2 separate regions of the Homo sapiens genome follow, and region 2 is linked to region 1. The links are chromatin loops, found by intact Hi-C in ENCODE. Cell type or tissue: GM12878. All regions are shown on one strand. Links, peaks and the distances in the headings refer to the core of each region. The heading gives the core; the rest is flanking DNA.

The links. A loop is a pair of places that touch in the nucleus more often than their neighbours do. Peaks named below come from ENCODE experiments on the same cell type or tissue, not always from the same donor. Only the 100,000 strongest peaks of a DNase experiment are listed, where the experiment ranks them.
Region 2: it touches region 1 in a loop (3-fold over the local background); 2 of 110 quality-filtered maps call a loop at or near these places.

The regions. Positions count from the first base shown.
Region 1 is chr7:55,071,592-55,076,976 of GRCh38, reverse strand. The region is part of intron 1 of EGFR (epidermal growth factor receptor); the gene reads right to left. Among named protein-coding and RNA genes, the nearest start is that of EGFR, 55 kb to the right of the region's middle. RefSeq lists enhancers at 2,419-2,588, 2,101-3,300. In GM12878, for the core only: no CTCF peak of the experiment used is centred there; DNase peaks (open chromatin) are centred at 2,716 and 3,606; H3K27ac peaks cover 1,933 bases.
Region 2 is chr7:55,563,789-55,569,148 of GRCh38, reverse strand. All of the region lies in intron 1 of VOPP1 (VOPP1 WW domain binding protein), which reads left to right. Among named protein-coding and RNA genes, the nearest start is that of VOPP1, 6.0 kb to the left of the region's middle. RefSeq lists silencers at 1-273, 421-470. In GM12878, for the core only: a CTCF peak has its summit at 2,052; no DNase peak of the experiment used is centred there; H3K4me3 peaks cover 4,435 bases; H3K27ac peaks cover 4,755 bases.

The DNA of each region.
Region 1 (5,385 bases), core at 255-5,254:
TCAGTTTTCTAATGTCCAAGCAGAGGATGGCTTAGGTCTTTGGCTGCTAGTCAATTTCCCTCATTCCCTAACTGTTTTATTTGTCATATATTTATTGATAGCCTACATGACAACAGCTAATGATGGAGTGGCAGGCATTATGAAAATAGATAAGCGGGTGGTCAGAGCTCTGATGGAAATTATGTTGTAGTATATATATTCTGACATACGAAGAACTCTTCAGGAGTGAATGAACCATGTGCTCTACTAATGAAGTTCAAAGGGAAAGAAACTACAGTATTCCTCAGTGGGGGTGGGTGCCATGCACAATAAGTAGGTTTCATTGCAATGAGCATTGAAAATCACCTAGATGATAATAGGCGAAGGGGTGTGAGTATGTTGTTTTGTTTGCTTGGCTACTTTTGGTTGGTGTGTATGTGTAAAAATAGGCCTATCAGATGATGGAATAAAAAGAGGAATCTTTTTCTGGACATTAGTTGTGTTTCTAAGTCTAGGCCACAGAGTGTCCTAAAAATTGTAATCATTAAAGTTAATATGCCTAACAGTGCTTATCAGGATTTTTTTTCCAACCAATGAAACTAGATTTTACTGGTGCCCTTGAGTCTTGATAATAAAACTCAAGGACATCAGTCTTGTATTTGCCTGCATTTCCCATTAGATTGAAGGAAGTTACAAGGCTTTCTTGGGTTTTAAGAATATTTGACATGCGTTACCATTTCTGTTGATTTATTCATTTGTACTGAGAATCATATTTTAATTCAGAATTTCAGCAAGGTGTAGGCTTGAAAAATAAAGCCCTCATGCAGCTTGGATTTCGTATTAATACATCTCAAGCTTGTACAACACTACTAACAGAATGTTATAATAAACCATACCAGTATCCCAAAGAGATGCTTTAATACCAAATGTCTCATTTATAACAAATTACTAATGGACAATTGCTAGGCTGGACAAGTGAACAAGGACAATTAATTGAGGTAAACAGGCTTGGACATTTCCAGTTGAATGGAAATTTCCACGCGATGTGCTTGCTTGTCTCTTTGTAAAGAACTGTTGTGCAGAGTTCCACTATTGCACCCCCACCCCTTGAAAGCCAGCCCATCTAATTTAATGCTCTTTTTAGCTCAGCAAATTCTGATTTGGAGAGTTGATGTGCATGGATTTTTGTGCAATCTTATTTACAAATCAACTGAAAAAAAAATAAAGAGTTCCAATCCCAGAGTACACTGTGTAGCTCTGAGCGTGCCAGAGAAGGCAGCTGTGGTGCACTTGTGATGGCCTCTGAGGGCTCTGGGTGCTGTCCTCACTACGGTGGTAGGTTCTGCTGCCTGAGTGTATCCATTACAGGAACTCGAGCTTTGGGTGGCCCATTATAACCCAGCTCAAGAGGATGTGTCTCCAAGTTTCAGGAGGAACATAGCTGTACATCAGCTGCAATGTTCCTGTGACCTAATCTAGGGGGAAATTCAGATTGGTAAATTTGTTCCAAAACACATTGTTGCATTGTTGTGGTAGTGGTTGCTAAGTCCATTCCCCAGTGAATATATTCTGAAATTAGATATAAACTATCTATATTATAAAAGCCCTAAAACAGGAAATTCTGTCATGTTGGTCACAGCTCAATTAATAAAATGACCTCCATACAAAGAAGGGTTCAGAGTGAATGAAAAGTGGCCACCGGTGTGGAGGAAGCTGGAGGCCTTCACAGATAAGTTAGGCCCAAACTGTCCTAGGTAGTATCCTCTGGTTGGTGGAATTCTTTGAAACATTTTTTTTTTTTTTTTTAGCTCCTGCTTCAACTTTAATTTGCTCTGCCCTTTAGAAGAATGCAGGCTGCAACCGTGGCCCCTGCCCTGGCCCTGGCTGCCCACTGATGGTCTGGGCTACCTACACACCCTTTGGCCTTCTATTCAGTTACTTACAAATGCTCTTTAAAAGTCTTAAGAAGATGACAAAGTGATTTTACTGGTATTGTGAGTTATTTTAGTTGCTCTTATACTGATTTTCCATGAATGTGATTGTTTTAATAGTAACCTTTGCCAAAGATTTCTAAAATAGATTTCTAAAATACCATGCAATCTCAAGGTTCAAATTCTGGATGAAAATAATGTTTTGTTGAAATGATCTTCCAAAGAGAACACCGTGCTTGGTAATTAGAATGACAGGTTAAGCATTATTCTTCAACTACCATAAGGAAAAATAATCTTGTCTTTGCCACCTAATTGATTTGCTTACTAATTGATTTAAAATGTCCTTTCACTTTAATGAGTCTGTCTATTTACAGTGGTAGTTTATAAGGTTAAAGTATGCATTCCCAAATATTAGATATTCTTTAATCATGTCGTATATCCAAGTTGAAAACAGTAGGTATTTGGGGAGCAAGCAAGACGATATTTAAAATAATTAGGTATTTTTTAAAAATTCATATTATTCTCAAAAATAATTCTGGAAAGACTTCGGTGGCCTTTCACATTGAATGAGAGAATATGATGTCACCACTTACACTTTCTGTTTCTGTTTTATGTTCACAAACCAGGCCAGGGGGCCAGCTGTAAACCCACATTCTATTTTGATTACATTGTCATAACTTTCAGTTCTAACTGGAGAAAGCCAGAATTTAAATCTAGCCAGAGTATTAATGCTGCTCAACCAGGAGGGAAATGAAAGTGGGATCTCAGAGTGAACATGTGGTCCTTCCGAATTTCCTCCTGGACCTGGACAGGACTCATGGTCGAACCCGAGATCCTGAAACATTTTCACCGTGACTCAGAGTGAGCAGGAAGGGTGGGGCTGGCCTCTTTGTTTTCTCACAAGGTTAATAGCGTGTACCTTAGAATGAGCCAGAGCGCAGCAGGGGTAACAGCACATGGCTTAGCCTTCGCGAGGCAGATGTGGTGAATGAGCCGTTGAGACCGCCCCTGACAACGTCAGGCTGTTTGCAGTACCCATGGGCCTCGCCCTCTCCAGACTAGGGGAAGGGTGTGTCTGAGATGCAATCTAAGAAATGATCATTCTTTAAATTCTAAAGGTGAAGAGATGTAAACAGCATTTTAATTATAATTTGCCTAAAATGTGTTTCTTGTAGAGGATAGGCATCCCTGTGCACATGCAAAATCTTGGAAGAAAAATATATGTTGAGAAGGCTTGACTAAGGGACAGAACAAATAGCACGCTGGTTTTCTGTTTTCCTTAACGCTGATAAGGTCAGAAGAGCTGTGAATGTCTCTATGTAATTAACAGGGTGCAAAAGAACAGGAACGAGATTCAGGGGACTCCAGAAAGAACTTTAATTTCTGTTCCTTGGTTTCCTCATGGGACACATGGGACGAAGTATTAATAGCTATAAATGCCCATAACAACTGAGATTTGATAGTAAATTCCAAATTAAGTTAACACTTGAACTTTATAAAAAATACACACTTCATTTCCCTATGGGCCATATACAAAATGTGAGCTGCAATCAAAGTCCTGGCTAGGGAGTTTCTGGTAACGTGTCTGTATTATGGGATGTACACACTGAGAAAAGCATTGATCACTGCACCTGCAGAAGCCTTTCCAGCATGTGCCTCACCCACATACTGCCTGAAAGTCTTCTGAGAATCATTCTATAGTCACAAAAAAATCCCCTGGGAAGGTCCTACACTCATACCTATTTTACAGATTGAGGAAGTGGGTTGAGAGGCTTGATAACTTGTGCAAGGCAGCGTGGCTGGTAAGCAGACACTCTTCACAATTGCACTATGCTGTCTGCAATATCCAACTGCCCTTTCCTTGATCCGGCACATAGTTTGAATTGAGGGAAGTCTTTCAGTATTTAGAAAAATCACAGATGACTAAATGGTAAAATAGCAGAAACAATGAGTGAGAAGTTAGATATTTGCTTCATTCCAAGGGAAGAGAAACGACAAAGTAGTCAGGTAGTTAGCCAAAAGCTCAGCCTCCAAGAGCAGTCAGATATAGCAAAGCCTGAGAATTCCTTATCTAAAAGTAGTGAAATGTGAAAGGCTAACATGAGAAATTTCATCCTGATTATAAGGAAATTTTCCAGACAGTGAAGTGAATTGAACTGTAATCATGTACCTAAAAAGAAATCATGAAAGTCCTTTGTGTATGGCATTTTAGAAACTGACAAGCACACAGGAAAGAAGGCAGGTTCACTGACTCCAGACATCTTTCCATCTGCACTATCTTTTTAAGGATTACTTTAAGGACCTCAAAAGGAGACAAAACAGCAGACTGTTAAAAGCAGCCGTCAATATTTATCTAAACACAATGAAGCAACTGCTTGTGCTACGACAAGCAGTAATAAAATGATGGGACTACCACTGTTGGTCCTATTAGTGGAAACAATTAATAGAAAAATGGGCCAACATGAAACTGTTGGTAACTTTGTAAGGGAAAATCACTTCCCTAAAAAAGGGAACGGCATCAGCATCACCACTCATGAGAGCAATGATTGACACTTCACATGCACCAGCAAACCTCATCCAGCCCGCAGCCCTCTGAGGAAAGCACTGCTGACAGCTCCATGGTGCCCACCAGAAAATGCAGGTGCAGCTGCTTCAGGAGCTTACTCAAGTCCCACAGCTGGTAAGTGGGACAGCTGGGATTTGCACCACATTCCTCTGACTCTGATGAACGTGCTTTTGTCCGTGATATAATGCCACAAATAGAGCTCTAAAATCCACCTTGAGTAGGCAGTATACTCCAAAGTTGTGCAGAGTACAGACTAGTAATAGGTACAATTGCTAGTAATAGCTACAACGCTTAAACTGATGTTGCATACATTTAAAATTAAGTTTGCATTTGAACTTGATAAAACGTGTGCATTTAACTTACTTCCCTGCAGGTCACATACGAAATGAGAGCTGGATTCCAAGGCCTAACCAGGGAGTTTCTAGTATTACTGTGGCACACAGTGGACGCTGCACTGACCACAGTGTGTGCGAAAGTATTTCAGGTCTCTCTACTCCATTTTCTCTGCAGTACTCTCTGACCCAATCCAAGAGAAAAATGTGCTGCAATATTGGCTGTCTTCTGTTGGTGTTGCTAAGTTACTGAATATTTTGCCTTGCCTTGCCCAGAAACTGTGTTAATTGTCTTTAAAGAGATAAGCTACATTCTGGAACATCTTTGTATATGCCCTAAATGTACTGAGTATTTTTGTAAAATAAATTTTGTTCTATTCTTTCTCTCTCAAATATAATTTGGAGAGAACCATGTGATTCTGTACTAATTTGAAACATAAATCTCTAACATATTATTAGTATATAAGCAGAAAAATATCTTTTTTTAGAGTCCTTGGGAGCTGTGCGTGTGCCTACGCAGGCACACCCATGCATCCTGGTAAGACTGCCTAGAAAGGAAGAGACCCATGCTCTGAAA
Region 2 (5,360 bases), core at 1-5,000, 490 kb before region 1:
TGACCTTTCTTTTCTATTAACTCAGAGTTTCCTGTGAATTACATGCACAGCCAGTGAGGGCCCTGATTTTATCTCCCTCTCCCCTGTTGCTCTGTGCCAGCTGGTTATGATCCAGGGACCCAGGCCACGAATGTGGCAGATTCTAAGGGTGGCTAAGAGTAGGGAACCTCAGAGGCCTTTTTGGTTCATAAAATGCTAAGGTTCTATGCCTTTGTTCCGCCAGCTGGCTGAAGTGAGGTCCTGCAAACAATCCTTACAGGAAGAGTGAAAGTACTAAGCTGTCTCCTAGTAGCCCTGCTGAAGTTATTCTCAGTGGCCTTCACACAGTAACTCCTTAGAAACTAAAAGGAAAAAAAAAGGTTTTAAAACTGACTACACTTCAGTTGAATCCCGAGAGTAATGAGGCCCTAAGCATATGCACCTCCCTGGGGCTTTTTGTTGTGTGCATTGTTTTCTAGATATTGTCACTGCATTCTCTTTCTAGAGGTTTGGTTGGTTACACTTTTGAAATCTACTTAGTATTTGTTTGAAGGGCTCTGTTCTTACTGAAGTGAGCCCAGAAATGTATAGTATGCTATTTAGTGTAAAACTCACCAATACCAGTGCCTCTGCTTCCAAGGAGATAGACTTATTTTAGTTAAGGGACTACTCATTATCTTTCTGATCTTTCCCAGGAACCAAGAGCTGGAAACGCTTAAGCCACGTTGCTTTGTGCTTCAATGCTGTTGGGCAAAAGAACAGATCTTCTTGGACTAGAAAAAGGAACAGTTGTCAGGCTGGGTGCGGTGGCTCATGCCTGTAATCCCGGCACTTTGGGCGAGGCGGGTGGATCACGAGCTCAGGAGATCGAGACCATCCTGGCTAACACGGTGAAAGCCCATCTCTACTAAAAATACAAAAAATTAGCTGGGCGTGGTGGCGGGCGCCTGTAGTCCCAGCTACTCGGGAGGCTGAGCCTGGAGAATGGCGTGAACCCGGGAGGCGGAGCTTGCAGTGAGCGGAGATTGTGCCACTGCACTCCAGCCTGAGCAACAGAGTGAGACTGTCTCAAAAAAAAAAAAAAAAAAGGAATAGTTGTCTCTTAGAGAGGGTTGCAAAGTGGACATTATCTTTGAACTAGGGAAAAATAATAAGATCACTGAGTATTTTTCTGAAGTTCTGTGTATTTTGATGCCTGGGAGTCTGGAAATTAGAACTGAGTTATGTTTAAGAGTGTTTTTTGTCTCTTGCCAAATGTCTTTTGTGCCCTGGAATTCCAACAAATGTGGCAGTCCCTGGCTGCCAATTTCCTGAAATAAACCTTTCAGCCCACCCACTCTTAAGAGTTTTTAGAAACCAGGCAACATGCAATTTGAATGAAAAAGAATCCTGCAGGGAGTTTGCTGTCTCTGGAAACTCCACGGGAGGCCAGGTGGTCATGGGTGAGAAGTGGCAGCAATAAATGAACCGGCTGGCAAGAGCTCTGCTCTGAAGTGGGGAAAGCCTGGGTCCAGGTGTCTGAGGAGGCCTGTGGGCGTTGGGCCCAGACCTGGGGCTTTCCTTGGTTTTTGCTTTCTTTTACTTTGGGCACAGCTATAAAGGCTAACGGAGGGTAAATGACTTAGAAATACATGGCAAGGATAGGATTAGGCTAGTGCTCACTTGATTAGCTCTGCAGGGCAAGGACATTTCCTAGAACTCACTCTATCATGTCCTCTTGATGAAGCTTTTCAGATTTCACCTTCTCAGTGAGGTCTGTCTTGACCACCCTATTTAAAATTTCTTCTCAGTTCTTTCCCTAGTCTACCTTAACTCTGACCAATATCCTCCTTTTCCCATAACTATCTTTAAAATATGACAGAATTTACTTTCTACCATGTAAGCAATTTAGGGGCAAAGGTTTTGCTCTGATTTATTGATTGACATATCCTTAGTTGCTGGAACCATGCCTGGCACAGAGCAGGGACTCGATGGAGACTTGAATGAGTAAAGCCGTCAGTGGTAAGAGCCCTGTGGGCAGGAGCTGAGTAGATGGGCAGTGGGAAAAGAAGAGGCAGTTGATCAGGGGCTGGAGGGCAGCAGAGCACCTCTAGTGATGGAAACCCACTGTGCCTTAAGACAAAGTATCAACTTTTGGGGCAACTTCAGTTGTTAAAGTTTTCTGTAATATTGAGGGGAAATGACAGTATTTTCAGCCTGGTCCTAGGTCTGCACTCATGGGCTTTTCAGAAATATCACAATGACAGGCCCTCAGTCTTCTAACACAGCTGTGTGGTCCCATTTTGTGTGTGTGTTCTTTTCCAGGCCTCACCTTCTGTTGTTTCAAAACATGGTTTTAAATCATCTCACCATCCTCATAGCTGCAGTTTGAAAATTTTGGACTGGATGGTGATGAGGATGTCCTCAATATCTGAAAATAATTGGTCCTAGAAAAAGGCCACTTAGCCATTAATCCATGTGAATCAGGGATCAACATTTCCTAGTCAAAGTGGAAAAAAAGTTCGGTTGGGACTTTATTTTGGAAAAACAAATATCAAATTGTAAACATAAAAGTTAATTTCATCCTGAGTACTCATTTTATTTTATTTTAAATCTATTTATTTATTTAGAGATATGGTCTCCCTCTGTCGCCTAGGCTGGAGTGCAGTGGCATGATCTCGGCTCACTGCAACCTCTTCCTTTTGGGTTCAAGTGATTCTCCTGCCTCAGCCTCCTGAGTAGCTGGGATTACAGGTACACGCTACCACAGCCCAGCTAATTTTTGTATTTTTTTTTCTTTAGTAGAGACGGGGTTTCACCATATTGGTCAGGCTCTGAGTACTCATTTTAGAATGATGAGTCCATTTTGGGGGGACAGTGTAATTTTCCTGACAAAATTCTATAATGCACATAAGACAGTCTTCACTTGATGTTGGACTTCAGTGGCATGATCATAGTGAAAGTTTTTTCCCCAGAATTAGTTGCGCTGGTCTGGAAACTCCCACCACCCCCACCTCCAGCTTCTCTTTGTCCTTTTTATTCATATCATTCTCCTTTGGCCACCTTTTGGTTCATATTAAATGGCTTGACTGCTAGATCTTTTGTCACTTTCATTGGCTTCATGAGCTGCTGCACCTTTGTGAGGTCTGCAGGGCCTGTTTGCTGTCTGTGTGTGGTATTTGGGTTGCACTCTCCTGTGATCTTGGGATCGGAGATTGGTTTTGGATCTGCCAGTGTTAAGTGGGCTGGGGTGAATCCAGTGTTTCTTGTGGTTTGTGCTGAAACCTTTGGTTCCCCTCCAGGTCCTCCCCACTGGCACTTATTGAACAATAGGAAGCTCTGTTCTGTGGGTGTGGTCTGACTGGCAGCATCAAAACCTTTGGCCCTTGTCATTAAGCAGATAAAATTATACTAGTTTATACTAGTGCGTCCTCCCACCTCCACCCCTGCAGCCAGGAGATTCACCCTGAGTTTGCAGTGAGACCGAAATCTTTTTAACATGTGCTGCTGCTAATCCACCACACCTCACAATAGTTGTAGAGCTGTTTATTATTTTTTAAAAACCTAAATTGAGGACTTTACATTGTTTCCAATTTCACATTAATCATTCATCTCATCTACTTAAGCCTATCAACATATGTCTGAACACTATTTTTTAAAATCCAGTGTCCCATATTGTTTTGTACCATGGACCGATTTGATTATACTCCTGTTGGTTTTATCCAACTGATTAACAAACATGTTGAATAGAGCAGAGTCAATTACAGAGATTCTGGGTGGAGTTGGATGACTGAGATTTTGACTTGGAGAGTAAGGATATCCTTAATTTTAAAAAGTCAGAGTTTAATTTTAAATGCTGGTTTTGAAGTGTTTGATGATCTGTCCTTGGTGAAAAGAGATCCAACAAATGAGAGTCTAGAATGCGGGAGGAGGGTGTCTAAACGCGAAGGTGATCTGCATTCAGATACCGTAGAACAGTAGAGAAGAGGCCTTGCAGAAGGCCATCGGATTCGATAATTGGCAAACAGTGACCTTCCCTTGTCAGGGTTAAAGAATCAAATGGTCAATGAAGACAGGGAGGCAGTGACTAATACATATATATATAAAATTTCAGGAAGTACAGCTATATACTTCAAAACTGTCAACAAGAGAACAATGTCCTCAGACCAGAACAAAGAGATATTATCCGGTAAATTAGGTTTGAAATCGATCAATTGCTTGCTTCAAGCATAGGGCATATCTGGTGGTCGTTAGGAGTCACATTTGGATGGTGCCATGACCATGTATTACAGAATCTCAACTCCTTCGGAGTTGCCTGGGAGTCTTTGAGTAAACCTAAGCTCCCACTGACATACACCTGTAAAGAGAAATCCCTCAGTGTTGCTGGAGGCCCTTTGGAAGATTCCCTACTTGGTCTGGAACTTGTGGCCCAGGGTGGATTAACAGAGTATTTATATTGTCAGTCATTCCCAAGCAAGTTTCCTGTGCCCAGGTGGCTGCACACCTGCGGACAGGAGGGAGGGTTTCCTTATCCTGTCGATTAAAAAGTGGGCTTGCTTGTTATTATCTGTGACTAGATTAAGAAGAAACTTTGTCATAAGCGTCCATAGCAAGGGAAAGCAAGATTGTGATTGTGATCATAGTTGGCTCTTAATTTCTGCCCTAGGTAAGACAAAAAAAGGGTCCATAGCCATCTCTTTTGCTAGGATGGTTGAGCAGCTACTCAGGTGACAGCTTGACTTTTAATACTGAGAGGAAAGATGAGTGAAACTCTTTAGCTCTTTAGTTGGCCTCATTCTCTTGGTGTTTTGTGATCTGAGTGTCATCAAGGGCCAAAACATGGCATTATGGAGAGGGTGGGGACAGATCCTAAACCCTTATGGGGAGTGGGGAGAAGAGGAGAGTGAGAGAGAGCAAGCGAGCGAGAGAGAGAGAGAGAGAGAGAGACAGAGACAGAGAGAAAGAGTGTGTTGATGAGATTATTATTGAAGAAGCTCCTAGTTCCTAGTTCCCCCTCCTTCCCTTTAGTTGGAGAGAAAAGCAGCCAGGCCTGCGGTGAGTGAAGCTGTGAAGCCAGGTTCCTATAGCCTAAGGGCAGCTGTGTAAAACAACGTGGGGTTCCCTTAGATTAAATCTCTGCAACCTCTGTTCTTCTCTGCTGCCCTCAAGATAAATTCCAAACACTGTTTTTCCTCCTTAGAATTTCTTCAGGAATTCTCCTTTCTTTCCTTCTCATTTCTTTCCTCCCAAATTGAGCAGCTTTCTCTAGCTCAAAGGTTGTCAAAATTTTGGCTCTTATACTCTTTTAGGGAATTTTCAAAAGCTATATACCCTCTCACATAATTTTAAGTGGAACATACAGGTTAAGCAACCCTAATCTGAAAATCAAAAATCCTAAGTGT